2 separate regions of the Homo sapiens genome follow, and region 1 is linked to region 2. The links are chromatin loops, found by intact Hi-C in ENCODE. Cell type or tissue: heart right ventricle. All regions are shown on one strand. Links, peaks and the distances in the headings refer to the core of each region. The heading gives the core; the rest is flanking DNA.

Evidence for each region. Hi-C counts contacts between places; a loop is a spot of excess contacts. Peaks named below come from ENCODE experiments on the same cell type or tissue, not always from the same donor. Only the 100,000 strongest peaks of a DNase experiment are listed, where the experiment ranks them.
Region 1: it touches region 2 in a loop (4-fold over the local background); 27 of 110 quality-filtered maps call a loop at or near these places.

The regions. Positions count from the first base shown.
Region 1 is chr1:60,762,594-60,770,306 of GRCh38, forward strand. The region is part of intron 1 of LOC101926964 (a long non-coding RNA gene); the gene reads right to left. Among named protein-coding and RNA genes, the nearest start is that of LINC01748, 140 kb to the left of the region's middle. In heart right ventricle, for the core only: a CTCF peak has its summit at 2,810 (motif pointing left); a DNase peak (open chromatin) is centred at 2,816; H3K27ac peaks cover 301 bases.
Region 2 is chr1:59,973,063-59,980,775 of GRCh38, forward strand. It overlaps the pseudogene RN7SL475P. Among named protein-coding and RNA genes, the nearest start is that of CYP2J2, 50 kb to the left of the region's middle. In heart right ventricle, for the core only: CTCF peaks have their summits at 3,929 (motif pointing right) and 4,139; a DNase peak (open chromatin) is centred at 3,939; H3K4me3 peaks cover 379 bases.

The DNA of each region.
Region 1 (7,713 bases), core at 1,699-4,198, 790 kb after region 2:
AACGAATAAAATATTTATTTGTTTCCATTCATAAATACTTTTGAAGCACCTCTGTTGCATCAGGTCCTGTGGTAGATGCGGGGTTACAAAGATGATCAAGACATGACAGAGGGGCTTGGGCTACACCTATAAGACTTTTTTAGACTTTGAATCTGTCTTCAAAAAAACTAAAGCCCAATATGCAAAACAGTTCAAAACTTACCTGCTCCAAATCACAGCAGGCTGTGTGTGGTGGGAAGAGGGAGGAAAGGGCCTTCACTCTGGTGGGGTGTCTGAGGAAGCCCTGTGGCTCCCCGGAGCATTACTCAAAACATTGCCTTAGATGAACATTCAGGTGCTTCTGCAACAGAGATGCCAGGATTCTGTGGATGATGCATTAAGCCCTTGTAAGAGAGAAGGTTCTGAGGTTTAGAAGACAAGAAGGAAGGGTTCAGCACTCAGTATCTACAGAGGATGTTGCTAGAGGGTTCCTTGGAGACCAAGGGTTGGTGAAGGCTGAGGCTTTGAGGCAGAAAACTGTCATGGACATTAGTCATTTTTGTTGCTGCCCAGTATGAGTCTTGTTGTAGGATAAAATTGCTTCTCCTTAAAGAGGCAGCAATGCTAGATACTTGCTTTCCTGGTTTCATTTGCATCTAAGGCACAGGACTGAATCAAGATCTTAGGGACACAAGGAAACATGTCTCTCCTTGCGTTGCCTCTCTGCTCTCTTCTCCCTTCCCCTCTCTTACCCTCCCCTTCCGTCTCCTCCCTTCTCCTCTCCTATCCTCCCTTTCTCCCCACCTCAATGTCTGAGGTTGCAATGTCAGACCCTGACACAGTCAAGCAATGCTGGGGGATCAGGGAGCACTTTGCTCATCAGATCATTCCTCTCCAGCCCTCACCTCACACCTGCTCTGCAGCTTTCCAACCGTTCTGTGAGCTGCCCGATACCATCTAATAAATTTCTTCTCTCCTTTATCAGCCTGAGCCAGTCTCTGCTGCTTACAGACCAAAGCCATAAGAGGCCCAGGACACAAATGGGAAGACTGGGAGATAGGCATGCTTATTCTTCCTTAGAAGCTCTCCTGAAATCCAAGCTGAAAACTGGCTCCAACGGGGCTGCAAAAAAAAAAAAAAAAAAAAGCACTGAAAAGTTTCCAGTAGCGTCACCAGGGAAGAGTCCCAGGTTTTCTCTTTCAATACACAGCTTTAAAAAATGAAAAGATTTCCTATCCTCAAGCCTCTGTATTTATATTTTGGAAACTGTCAGCAAAGACAGAGGTTTCTTCCTGACCAGAACTTTGGTCAATCTAAGAGTCAGATGTTCTGAGGAGCCATTTTTCATGTGGGGAACTCCTTAAAGAGAAATCCAGGTGGCTGTCAGCCTAATAGCCAAGTTGTTGACAAAGCACAAGAGTTTCTGATATTTCCTGGACACCAATCCATATTGCTTTAACAGAATTTTGTTGCATTGAAGCTGATATTCCCCCCAAAATCATTAATCCAGTCTCAGCTACTTCTGTTGGTTGGAATTGACTTGGCAGCTGTACTTAGAGAGGTTCAGAGAAAGGAAAATATTCTCCTGTGTTAATTAAACAATGTTGACTAGAAATAAAGACCTAGTTAGGGAATCAGGAGTTAGGAAACGGGAGTTCTTTTCCTAGAGTTGCCAGTTTCCATTTTGTGACTTTGATGTTCCCTCTCTATGAAATGGGGAAAATATGCTTTATGAGATTCTCGTGGAGATATAACCATATATATATATTCTCGTGAGGACTGAATAATATCCACCCATAAAGTTTCACTGCTGTTATTGTTATTTCTTTCTCAACATTCTTAATATAAAGTCAGAAGCAAGGATGGCCAGAGATGCTGGGAAAGGCATATATACGGACGGCAAAGAAGAGAAGCTGCTATGATGAGAAGAAAGAGACTTGGAGTCAGAAGGTTGTGCTTCCCACCAGCTGTGTGATTGTGGACAATCTATTTCAGCTTCCTGAAACTCCACTTTCTTTGCTATAGCATAGAGATTAAATTGTGAGGATTAAATGCAATAACTATAAAAGTCTTGAGTACAATGCTTAGTTCATAGTACATGCTCAATGTTAATTTCCTTCCATTGTTCCCTGCTTATCAAAGAAGAGAGAGGCTTACGTACAGAGAAGTAAACCAAGAGTTGGCAAATACAGCCAGCAAGCTAAATGCGCCCACCATCTGTTCGTATAAGCAAAGTTTTTTTGTTTTTTGTTTTGTTTTGTTTTGTTTTGTTTTTGAGATGGAGTCTTGCTCTGTCACCCAGGCTGGAGTGCAGTGGCACAATCTCAGCTCACTGCTGCAACCTCCGCCTCCCGGGTTCAAGTGATTCTCCTACCTCAGCCTCCCGAGTAGCTGGGACTACAGGCGCCCACTACCATACCCAGTTAATTTTTGTATTTTAATAGAGACAGGGTTTCACCATATCGGCTAGGCTGGTCTCGAACTCCTGACCCTGTGATCCGCCCGCCTCAGCTTCCTAAAGTGCTGGGATTACAGGTATGAGCCACTGCACCTGGTCAGCAAAGTTTTATTGAACACAGACGTGCTCATTTGTTTACTATTTTCTATGACCACTTTAGTTGTTACAGAGATCACATAGTCTGCAAAGCCTAAAATATTTACTACCGGGTTTTTTATAGAAAAAGTTTTCCGACCCCTGACCTAAGCTACTCAAGTCCAATCTACACACTTAAAGCTTTCAAAACATAAAATTAAGACAATTTAATAATTTGCCTAAGGTCACAAGGGTACTTGGCAAGTGAATGGCAAGCTAATGAATGCCCCCTACTGGGCAGTAGAGGCGATGTTATGCGACATGGTTAACAGCTCAGACTAAACATCGTTCAAATCCAGGCTCTGCCACTTACTAGCTATGCAACCTTAGAGGAGTTGCAAACTTACCTCACACTGTGACTGTAGTGTTAATAATTTGTCATAATGACTCTTGAAAAATGACATCCTTTATTGTACAATGTCTTCTTTTTATCACTATAATAAATTTTTTTTTACCTAAAAACGTATAAATAAACAAGATATAAGAAGTGAAATTTTGACATTGGTGTCACAGGCAAAGACATAACCCTTATTTACTCAACACAACAGTTTATCTCGGAGATTACCAGATGAAACAAATCTGAATTGCACACCACTTGTGGATGAGCTCAGTACAGCTTGCTTTTTGTACAAATGTCAAGAAATTATTCAGTCTGTAGCTAGAGCTGTGGGGTTCAGAGCAGTGTATATCATATATATACCCCTCTCTTTCCAGATTTTCTTTTATTAGTTTTGATACATTTCAGAGAGAAACATCTCTGCCTTCAGATCCCCAGGGCCCTTCTTTCACAAAGCCCTGCTAAAAAGAAATAATCTGACCTTAGTGTTAACATATCACCATGAAGCAAAATCATTCATTGAATATTAACAATAACTCAGTTTTTCTGTGGAATAGTTGTAGAGGCTTTCTGAGTTTTAAGCCTTTTTAATCATTGTATACAATTTCAAGAGGATTTTACTTTTTTCTTGTAGAAAAAAAGACCACAAAAATGAGAAAAATAGAGGCTATTTATTCAAGGCTTACTATAGCAAAGGAATCAGCCATCGTCACTTCCATTTGGCAGAGACTCAAAGTCAGGCAGAAGAAGCAAGGAAAGCTTTATAGTTAAAAAAAAAAAAGAGAGAGAGAGAGAGAAAAGGGGGAGTGTTCAGGTATGCTCTAATTAGAAGTTGTTGGCATGGGGAAGCTGGAGACAGGCTATAAAAATGGGATATATTATGTGATTTTTTTTTTTAGGGAGTGATATGGTTTGGCTGTGTCCCCACCCAAATCTCATCTTGAATTGTAGCTCTCATAATTCTCATGTGTTGTGGGAGGGACCCAGTGGGAGGTAACTGAATCATGGGGGCAGGTCTTTTCTGTGCTGTTCTCATGATAGTGAATAAGTCTCACGAGATCTGATGGTTTTATAAAGAGGAGTTCCCCTACAGAAGTTCTTTCTTGCCTGCTGCCATGTAAGATGTGCCTTTCACCTTTCTCCTTCCACCATGATTGTGAGGCCTCCCCAGCCACGTGGAACTGTGAGTCCATTAAACCTCTTTTTTTTTAATATAAATTACCCAGTCTTAGGTATGTCTTTATCAGCAGCATGAAAACAGACTAATACAGGGAGCATATTTGGTTTTCTCTGGTTGGTCCGGAATTAGAAGTGAAAGCCACAAATAGGAAAGCTGGCAGTCATTGACGAAGTTCTGACTGTTTGGGGTCAATTGATGTGAAGGTCATGATTTGCTTTCCAGGATCAATAGCCAGAAAGGTTGTTGGTCAATGTTCTACTGCCATATATGATCTGGTCACTGTCTAGACAACGTCCCTCAGTCCCCCCTTTCAGTCATTCTCTCACTTGCAACAGGTTGGTCAATTCAAGGAAGACCAGAAATGCAGATCTTCACTGATGGAAGGTTGTCTGCTTGTCTCCATAGTCAACCGTATCACAAGATCTTCTTGATCTTTTTACTGCTGTATCATCATGACAATCATTTGATGAGAGAGCTGCTACACAAAAGCATTTAAGACTCTGGATAGAATATAATGAACAAGCTTACAACAACTTTGACCAAAACAAAGACAAGTAATAGTCCCACTAAGACAGCTAGACCCAGGAACCCCAATTGCCTAACTCAGGTAAACAGAATGAATCCCAGAGCCCAAGAGGATGAATCTTAGAACATCAAGTCACTTTTTCTTTAAGGTGAAGTGTAGCCTACTTGACTATGCCTGCTTCACAGATCTAAGTAAATAAGAATTATTAACAATGATACAAACACCACATTGACTAGCCAACAAGAAATTTAGAGTAATGACATTGTCCATCATTACTCCTGCCAACAAGTTGACATTGATCTGTACTCTATCTAAGGCAGAAGGAGTACATTAATTAATAACTTCTGCTGAGTTAATTCTAAGTTTCTTTCAATATTTTCTACTTGTTTGAGTCTCACCACTGGGATCATTCCTTTCATTGTTCCCATAAACAATGAGTAAGTAATTCCCCCAAATGGAGGACTTACGATGGAGCTATCAACTAAGTTAGAATTTCCAGCCTTGGTGATCTATAGAATTAGAATCTCTGTATACTGACAGGTCTTAGAATATTATTTCTAAAGTGCAGAAGAAAAGATGACCGGGAAGTCCTAGAAGTATATGATAGTGGCACATGGACACTTAGGAAAAAATTTAGTTGTTTATGGCATGAGGTCAGAATCAATGCTTTATTTTAGCTGTGTCACACATTTTTATCTTTACTAGTCTCTTCCAAGTGGCAAGAATTTGGCCAATTACCTTAAGAAAGTTGCTGAATTCAAATTTATATTACCTAAGTTCCAATCAATAGATTGTAACAATGTACTCCTTTTCTGGGGGAAAGAAGGACACTGGCAAAGTTATAGGTTGGTTCATTTTAGTACATTTGTCCTTGTAGGTGCAAATGGAAATGCAATCAGTAGTTCCTCATGGCTTCATTTGGTGAGACTGAAATTGCCCTAAGATATCATGGGGGTCCATTGATTAATGGCATATCCAAAAGTTGGTAAAGTTGAAGGCAGGGCTATGGTTTGGAATAATCAAAGAATGAGTTTGAATGAGAATGTTCCAACCTAATAGTTATCATAAAGATGAATGAAAATAAAAAAGAAGCCATTATGGGTGGACAACAATCAGGGATCTATAGAACATGAGAAGAAAAGTGTTTATAAGCAAGCAGATGAAAAACAAAACAGGAATTATACAGGGGTCTTGGTCTGGAGGGGAAGCTGTCCATTATCTGAGGTCATAAGATTGTTCTCATGGTCTCAGGTCAGAAGACTACTTCCAAAGATCACCTGCTTCTAGAGAATCTCTGAAAATCTTGTTTGAGGGTCCATATTAACATATAATGGCCTTCCAATTGTATGGAATTCTGTATTGTTTTTTTTCATTGTAAAACAGAAATCCAAGGATTAATTTCCAGGAGTTCCACTCCTGCATTTGTTGTTAAAGTACCTTCCAATGAGGTTTGAGTGCAGTTTTTCTATTATGTCTCTTCCGGCAGATGAAATCTCCTCATTGCAAGTCATGAAAACTTTGCTTAGTTAGATGTGTGAGAGAATGGCCTTAAAATATTGGTGGTAGAAATGGACACAGTACTTGAGTCCCTTGCAGTATTTTGCCATGTCTTCATGTGACAGGGCAGAATCTAGTATTAAAGATGAAATCTATTAATTCATGATGCTTCTAGTTACCAGTTAATAAGGGAATAACTGATTGTTTGCAAGGGAGTGGATCATACGGCCATAATGGCTAGTAGAAATACCTTTGGTCAAGAAAGAAAAAGGATTATTAAAAGGTTTTATAAGTATGCTACTTTTAATTTAAGGGTGCCATTGGTTCTTTCTACCTTTCCAAAAGATTTGGATGGAAAAAAGCAGTGTAGTTTTCAGCTTTGATAATGCCTTACAGTGTTCTTTTATAATGGTTCTTGTAAAGTGTGCGTCTCAGTTACTTAATATATAAAAATTGGAATACCCCAGATTGGAAACAAAAAATCAAGCAGCTTTGTAGTAACTATAAGTTCTGTAGCTTTTTGGCAAGGAAATACTTCAACATCAACACATACTGAAAATAGACATATAATAACTAAAACATAAACTCCATGGAGAGAGGAAGCTGGATGAAATCCAGCTCTTTTTCTATGGGCCTCAATCTATATAATAGCTACCTCACTAGGAAGTAGAAGTAGTATCTAAAAGTTCCTTAACTTGTCTATTTTTAATGAGGATGTCAGAGAAGATGAGAAACCTTTTGCTTCCAAAGCATCTTAAAAGTCAAGTATTACTCCAAAAGCATACATGTTATTGTACATATATTTACATTCTGGTCTTTGGCCAGTTTACATGCTCTAGTAAATACAATAAGTTCTGCCATCCAGGTTTATTTTACCTGAAGTAGAGAACTATATTCTAAAGAAGAGCTTAAATTAGTGATAGGATATCCTGTTTGATAACTACTACCTTCTGATTTAAGTATGGTCCATCAACAAATAATATTTAGACCAAGTTCTTGATGGGAGTCTCTTCTACACATCAGTAAAATAAAGAGAGCTCCCTAATTGAGGTTAGAGAATGATAAGTTTTCCCTTGCTTCCTTTAGGGGCAGGAGAATGGCAGGACTGAGAGTGTTTTAGTGGTAAATAGTAATAGGAAAGGAAGAAAGTGACAGAATCTCTTAAGTAGTTAATCAGATGGCTGGGAAACATAATGTGTGCTCAATCAGTAGTAATTCTGTGCTGGGTGAGAAACTGTGGGGTCAAGCAAGGAGCTAAAAACTAGTTCCTCAGAGGCATGAATGAGTTTGGTTGCAGCAGCTATTGTCCTAAGATATACAAGGGCTTAAGCTCTTGTAATAGGACCAAGTGTGAGGCTATAGTAACTGGTGAGTTTGTGATGACTCCTTTAAAGTTGAGTTAAAATCTCAGTGCTCGTCCAGATTGTTCATGCACAAGTAGACCAAAGGGATTTTTGTAGTTAGGGATGCCTAAGAAAGGAGGCTGCTGAAGAACCATCTTCGAATTTTAGAAGGCCTTTTCATATTTGCATTCCCAGAGGAGCTCTATAGAACGTGAGAAGGTAAGTGTTTATAAGCTCTATAGAACATGAGCTGGATCA
Region 2 (7,713 bases), core at 2,770-5,269:
CATTGTGTGGACAACACCCACATGTCCCTCAGTTCTCGGCTTGGACATCACTCTGTAACATGTCTCTGTTAACTCTGAGTTAGAAGGACCACTCTGTGCCTAACCTTTCATAGAACTTACTGCTGTGCTGTAATTGCTTGTTTAGTTGTTTATCTTCCCAACAGAGTGCAAGTTTCTTGAGTTCAGGAACCATGATATTTACAAGGATAATCTTGACTTTAATTTACATGGAAAATTACATAAAATCAGACTTCCATTCTTTACCCTTAGTGTCACATTTCTTGCAAAACACTTCATAGCTGGTCTTCCCTCCAAACAGGATTATTATGATCTGTATACAAAGTACACTTTTCTACCCCTGAGCCTCTGTTTGTGGCATTGCCCCATCTAGAAACCTGCTCTTCTTCCCTCATTCAGGTCTACCTTTTCAAATCCGGTTCATCTATCAAGATACCTGTCAACTGCCAAATAATCGTATTTGATATACCCTTCCCCAAGCATATGAGGTCACTTCTCAACCATAAACTGCCTCCTTAACACCCCCACTCCCACTGCACACTTGCCCCCACAGCATGCTATTTGCATCTCTTTCAGGACCCCTGACTTTGCAAGATGCAGCCACTTCCTGGTTATGTGTAACTTTGTCCAAGTTAAATGACCCCTCTCAGCTTCAGTTCTTCCTTTAGTGAAATGGGGATAATCACACCTCCTCCATGGGGTGACTATGTGGATTAACTGAGCTACTGAAGAAAAAACATGTAGCTCAGTGCATGGAACACAGTAAGAACCTATTAAATAGTTGCTATGATTAAGTCACTATTTATATATTTGCCCAGTGTTGCCCATGAGATGTCCCTCCTTGGGTTGGATGCCATAATACCTCTATATCCAGCAGCATGACCCAAGTGCCTGGCTCCTATTGTATCCAACTGAGCAGGTGGAGGAAACTTACTTCACCCTGTTGTGCTCATTTCCTTGTCTGTAAATTGGGGATACTAGATAACTGGGAGCATTAAGTATTGAAGTACCTTTTAAATGATAACGCTCCAAAACAAGTTGAGCTGACTTAAAAGGACTAGTTTAAGAGGAAACACACAGAGAAGAAGTATATCCAATTTCCACTTCACTTTAAAGATTCTGGAGCTGAGGCTAGTTGGCCAGTGATTATTGCCTCGGAAACAAAAGTGAATTTGTATACACCTTACCCAAGAGTTCCAAACCAAGAAAAGAAAGGGGCAGAGAAGGGAGAAAAGTGTGTGTGCATGTGTGTGTGTGAGTGTCTCTCTCTCTCTCTCTCTCTGTATGTAATTTTGGGGTGGGAAGGGAAAAAAAGACATTTTGACTTTGACATTATTTTCCAAGAGTCACAACTAAGAGTAAATAAACCATCAGTTTTGTCATTGTGACCAAGATATCAAGTTACTAAAGAGGAGTGAAAAAATGGACATCGGATGGTTTAATGTAAGGTATTGACAAGAGTGAACATTTGTGAAGGTCACAGAGCTGAAACCCACCTGGTTGGAGATGGTTAGATTGAGGAGTCCCTATCATTTTAGTTATACTTACGTATTTGTAGCCTTTCCTTGTGTCTTGATGAAAATCCCCAAATTTTTGAAAACTCTGTTTAAAAAGAAATAACTATGGCTTGTATTTCTCAAATTATGAAGTACATTTCTTTTCTTTTTTGTTTTTTGAGAGATTGGATTTCACTATGTTGCCAGGCTGCAGTGCAGTGGCTATCCACAGGCACAATCCCACTACTGATCAGCACTGGGGTTTTGGCCTGCTTTGTTTCCAAACTGCACCAGTTCACCCCTCCTTAGGCAATCTAGTAATCCCTGGTTTCTAGAAGGTCATCACATTGATGCTGAACTTAGTGGGGGCACCCTATGAGCATAGCTTACTGCAGCCTGAAACTCCCGGACTCAAGCAATCCTTCAGTCTCATCCTCCAGAATAGCTGGTACTACAGGCATGTGCCACAATGCCTGGCTAATTTTTTTTTGTTGTTGTTTTAGAAATGGGGATCTTGCAATGTGATCCAGGCTGGTCTCCAACTCCTGGCCTTAAGTGATCCTCCCATCTCAGCCTCCCGAGTAGCTGGGACTACAGGCACATGCCACCATATGTAAAAGTGAATTCCTTATATCACATTTTCAGCAGTTATAATTTGCACCTCTTTTGGGAATTTGCAGGGAAAAAATAACCCCTACCACCAACCTCACGCTCCCTTGATGCTCATGTCTGTGAACCTCAGATATTTTCTAGCTGGTGTGGGCTGGAGCCAGCTGCTTCCCACTCCCTCCCTTCAGTTACAGCTATGTGGAGCTGTGAATGAAGCCTCTTGGCGACTGCTCCTTCATACTTAAGGACTTCCCTGCACCCAGCATGGGCAGCAGCTTCACACGGCTCTGTGGTGTGGAGAGCTGCATTCTACATACAGATTTGTCAGTAATTTGTGACACTGGGACATCTCATCTCACTTCTGGTCCTTGGGCTTCTCATCTGGAGAGTGTCAGAGTTGGACTCCATTGTTTCCTGTCTATTCATGTAATTTTTCGTCTTTAGTCTGCTGATATGGTGAATTACATTGATTGGCTTTAGGATGTTGAATCAACCTTGCATTTCCAGGAGAGGCCCCACTTGGTATTATGTATCTTACGAATTGTTGGATTTGATTTGCTGGTATTGTGTGAAGGATTTGGGGTCTATATTCACGAGGGCTGTTGGTGTGTAGATTTCTTCACATTGTCTTTGGTTTTGGTATCTGGATAAAACATGATTTGGGCTGTGCTCCTTCTTCCTCTTCTATATTCTGGAAGGGTTTGTGTGGAATTGATGTTATTTCTTCCTTAAATATTGGTAGAATTTGCCAGTACATTGCATCCCTTTGAAGGTTTTTCACGTTCTAGGCAGCCCTGGATGACCCAGAGTCCTTCTTGATGACTGCGGGTCTTTATTGGGTAAGGGTTGGAGGGGTGTCCCACCTCAGACCCTTTAGAAGCTCCCTGTGAATAGGGGAATAGAGGATCCCTTTTTCTCCGAACCACACATGAAACACTCCTCCTCTCTGATTATTTCTAGTGTTATCTCTCCAATCTGCAGGTCACCGTTTTCCCAGTGTGACTTTGAGTCCCTAGGAGACATTGAGGTATGGTGAACTTTGGAGTCAGCAAGAGCCAAACCAAAATCCTTGGCCCTAGCATCTATCAGTTGTTTGGCTTTGGGCCACATTCTTGAACCTTTAAGAGCCTCAGTTCCTGCATTATTACTGGGCATGATGAATTTTAGCTCACAAGGCTGTCGTAAAGATGAAATGAGATAATACTCGTAAAACGTCTGGTGTGGTAGGTTTTGAATGAATGCTGGCCTTCTTTCTGAGGAAATAGAGACAGTCCACTTTACTCAAGCTGTCGCGCTCATCTCAGTCAAAAGCCTGTTCGCCCACTTCTGAATCTGGGATAGAGTTTTCTGGAGGGAGTCACATATGCAAAGACAGAATTTATTTATTTATTTATTTTTGCCATCTGTTCAAGAAGACGAATGAGTTTACCTTGAAAACAGCCACATTACAAAGTGATTGGTGGATGGGAATAATTTGTTATAACGCTCCAATTCCGCAGCTTCTTTGCAGGTGGAGAGGATGCCCTCCTCAGTTCCTGGGGCTCCAGAGCGTCGCTTCCTACTGGGAACTGGAGAACAGGCAGCTCTTCCCATTCTAACTAGAGCCTAGAAAGATGGTTCCTTTTGATTGCAAAAAAAAAAGTCATGAGTCAGCTGCTTAGGAAAATGCTTCGCTGATGATATTAGTACATAGAAGCAATTTCATCTGTCTGGGAAGCGCATTTTCAGGAGGCAAGATTGGCAGAGCAGAAAGGACGGGAGTAACGAAGCCGGCACAGGGGCTGAACGTGCTGTTTCAGTTCTGGGCAGCAGAGGGCGATGTTGCCTCCTAATACTAAAATAGGATTTGGCAGGAAGGTGAGCGTGGCAGAATTTGGGAGAAGAAACTTGCCTTCTTACTAGCCATTGTAGAGTTCCACAATTTACTTTAAAAATGCCTTGGTTGGCTTTTTGGCTTTAGTAGGAAGAACAAGGACAAAGGATGGTTAGTTACAATAACAGCTAATACTCTGCATGAAACTTCGTACGAGCCTGGCATTGTTCTATATGCATTTTAGGTATACTAACTCACTAAATTCTCACAATATTAGCACGAAGCAGGTAATGATATTACTGTGACCAGTTTAGATATGAGGAAATAGGCACAGCATGGTTAAGTGACTTCCCCAGGGTCACAGAGCTAGTAATTGGCAGAGCCAGGATTTGAACTCAGGCTGCGTGGTTCCAAAGTCTGTACTTTTAAGCATTAGTAACAACTTGCATTGCACTTTTAGTCCCATTTGATATTTCAAACAGTTTTATGAGGTAAGTACATTCATGACCCTTTTTTTTTTAAAGGACAGAGAGATACAGAGATAGAAATATATATATATAATAGACCAATAGATGAATAGATAGGTAGAGATAGAATGAACTTTGCTAACTTTGCACCTGAAGTGTTCTAAAGACATTTCAGTGCCAACGTTCTAGGACTCTATGCCTTATATTACTGGCCAATAACACAGAGAAAGTGTCAGAGAGAGGGTACACATTTCCAAGCCTTCTGACATCAAGTCTAGTGCTTTTTACTACTATACTATTTTATGGACACCTCCCTCCACTGTTCCTGATTCTGTGGGGTGAGGGGTCAAGAGATGTGGAGGCTTGGTCTCTGCACTACAGACGCCCTGGGCTATCCTACCTTCCCCCTTCTTTAGCCTCAGCCACAGGATCCAGAAACACGGGATGCAATTGTAGCTCTCTCACTTGGTAGCCGGATGGCCTTGACCTTGGGCCTCTCTAATCCATCTGGGGAAGTGTGCTTTTAGGAGGGATGATTGAAAGAAGGTAAGTTCTCATTCTTCTAAAGTTTATTTTCAGTAAAACAGATTGGGGTCATATAACATCAAAGGTCTCTTTTAGGGCTAATACTCTATGAAAGTACAAGTTTGGTATGCCTGAAAATCTGTTATTAAATCTTGATCTGATTTCCAGGGACCTCACTCAACCCAAAGGAATGACTCATATTCTCAACCTCAGCACTATTGACATTTTGGATTGGGTAATTCCGTGTTGTGAGGGGCTGTCCTGGATATTGCAGGATGTTTTGAATCATCCCTGGCCTCTACTCACTAAGTGTCAGTGGCACAACCTCCTTGATGTGTGACAAACAGCTGGGATATACCTGAATTATGGGAATCCACAAACTGTGGTAGACCAGGAGGACAGATGCTTTGGGTGAATGATGATGGTGGTGATGATAATAATAAGTAAAATTTTTCCCCACTGGCTAATACGTCCTAGGCCCTATTCTAAGGGTCCAAATGTATTCTCATTTCATCTTCATAACTACTCTACCAATTTGGCATTGTTAACTGCATTCTAAAGAAGAAATTGAGATTTAGCAAGATGATCAAGGTCATACAAAGTTCATAAGAAATGATCTGAGACTCTATTCCCAGGCATTCTCTCATCAATGCTCACACGCTGCTTTCTTCAAGGTGGTCTATACAGCAAGACTCAACATGGAGATCACAGGCTGGCATTGGTCCATGGACTATTTGCTTAGTCTGTGATGAAGTAAATCAATTACATCACTAAGTACACCATTAAGTTCCGCTACTATTTTTCTGTTGCCAGACTTTCTCAATGAAGGAAGCATTGCCTAGATTTACACTCTGACACAAGCTCCTTATTTTCTTGCAGGCAGGGACAGAAATAAAAGTGTTACCTAATATTTGCATGAAATGTTATCATTGACAAACTGTACTACTCTCTGTAGTCCTACATGCTTCCTATAGGTGTGCCTTTCTAGACCTTGTGAGGTACAGAAGAGGCAACATAATGTGAACTATCTCTTTCCAGTTGTGGAAACCAAAGCCCAGACAGTTAAGTGGTTTGTCCTTGCTGTTAAGACAATAAGCTGAGGATCCTAGAATATGAGTTCGAGTTTCCCAATTCATAGTCCACTGCTTTTTCTAAGATGAGACTCTATCTATATTCTGATTATCAGGAAGTGACTCTCTTCCTTTGTCTAGCTCCAACATCACATAAAGATCTGAAATAAATTGCTCTTATTTCGTGGGATCATCTATTATATTACATGGTTACCAAAAAAAACATAATCACAATTCTATGGCCAATATACTTTCCATTCTTAAAGCACGAGGCTCTTTTGAATCTCTTGTGTTGTGGACTGAGCCTGGGTTTTGCAATCAGCCCTAGCTCCCTTATTTGCAAATTATGAGACCTTAGGCAGATTTTTAAGCCCCTCTCATCCTTACTTCTTTCATGTGTCAGATAGACATAATCACATATACCTGTTGTGTTGTTGCAGTTATGAAATGATGTATGCATGGTGTATATGGTGCCTAGAAGAATGTCAAACTCATCGTGGGAGCTAAGACAACACAACACTTCTCTTCTTTCTTCTGTCATGTACTTTTCGATTGTTTTCCAGATCCTTAAAACTGTCTCATAACACAGTAACTGATAACAGTGGAAACTAATCTTTATCACTAACGCGCAATCCATCTGGGAGAAAGCCATTTCTTCTTAAATCAGGACCAATCAACAGGGCCTCATGACCCAGCTCTGTCCTGCCATGAGCTTGTAGGAACAGATGGAAAATGGGCTGGGCAGATGGAAAAACTCCCATTTTCCAACAGGAATTATTTATTTGTGAAGTTGGAACCACTTGGAATGAATATTTTGAATTAGGGGGATGAAATATTGTAAGATTCACAACAGGGCCATGAAATTAACTAATGCGCTGCGAATACCAGCGTCACTGTGAGTCAGGGAGTAGGAATAATAATAGGGCTTTTGAAAAATGGTCCAAATGCATAAATTATTTACTGGTGTGTGTTAATGACTCCCTTGAAGCTGTTCTCCTGATGGCATTATCCCACATGCCCTTCCTAAGAAAGGCACATCTCTCTGAAAGTTCCTTTGTCTTTATGATCAGATTATTACAGAACATGAATATTATAAAGTACACAGCTACCATTATGAGACCTGTTCAGTGTCAGACATTGTGTGTAAGGCTTTCTATATGTTGTATCCAACCCTTATAATGCTCCTGCAGAAGAGCTCCTGCAAGGGCCTATACTTTACAGATGAAGAGACTGAAATTCAATATGATTAAATGTTTTATCCAATTTACACAAGTGGTATGTAGTAGGTTTTCCTGCTTTCACTTTTGAGTCTCTGACCTATCTCCTCAAATGGCCCCCAAGTAATCAAAACATTCATCTGACTACATCACACTCCTTTGCCCCCTGTTTTGAGTCTTAGAAGAGCATCAAGGGTCTTTAAGATCTGCTCCTATTTTCTCTGGTTTTGCCTCCTTCACTTTCACCTGGCATCTCATGTGTGTAGGTAACCATAGTTTACAATTGTCAGAACAGAGAGCAAACTCATGTCTCAGAGTCACTCTTATCTTGCTCGTTCTACCTAGAAAATTCATCCCTGCCACGCAAATACCCCGCCCGATCCCCACTCTGGCCAATTGCTTTTTCTTTCTCAGGACTCTGCTTAGTCCTAAATACTCCAGGAAGCCTTCCCTGACAACAGCTGCCTTTCTCTTACTGTGCTGAGCCATGTGCCTCTC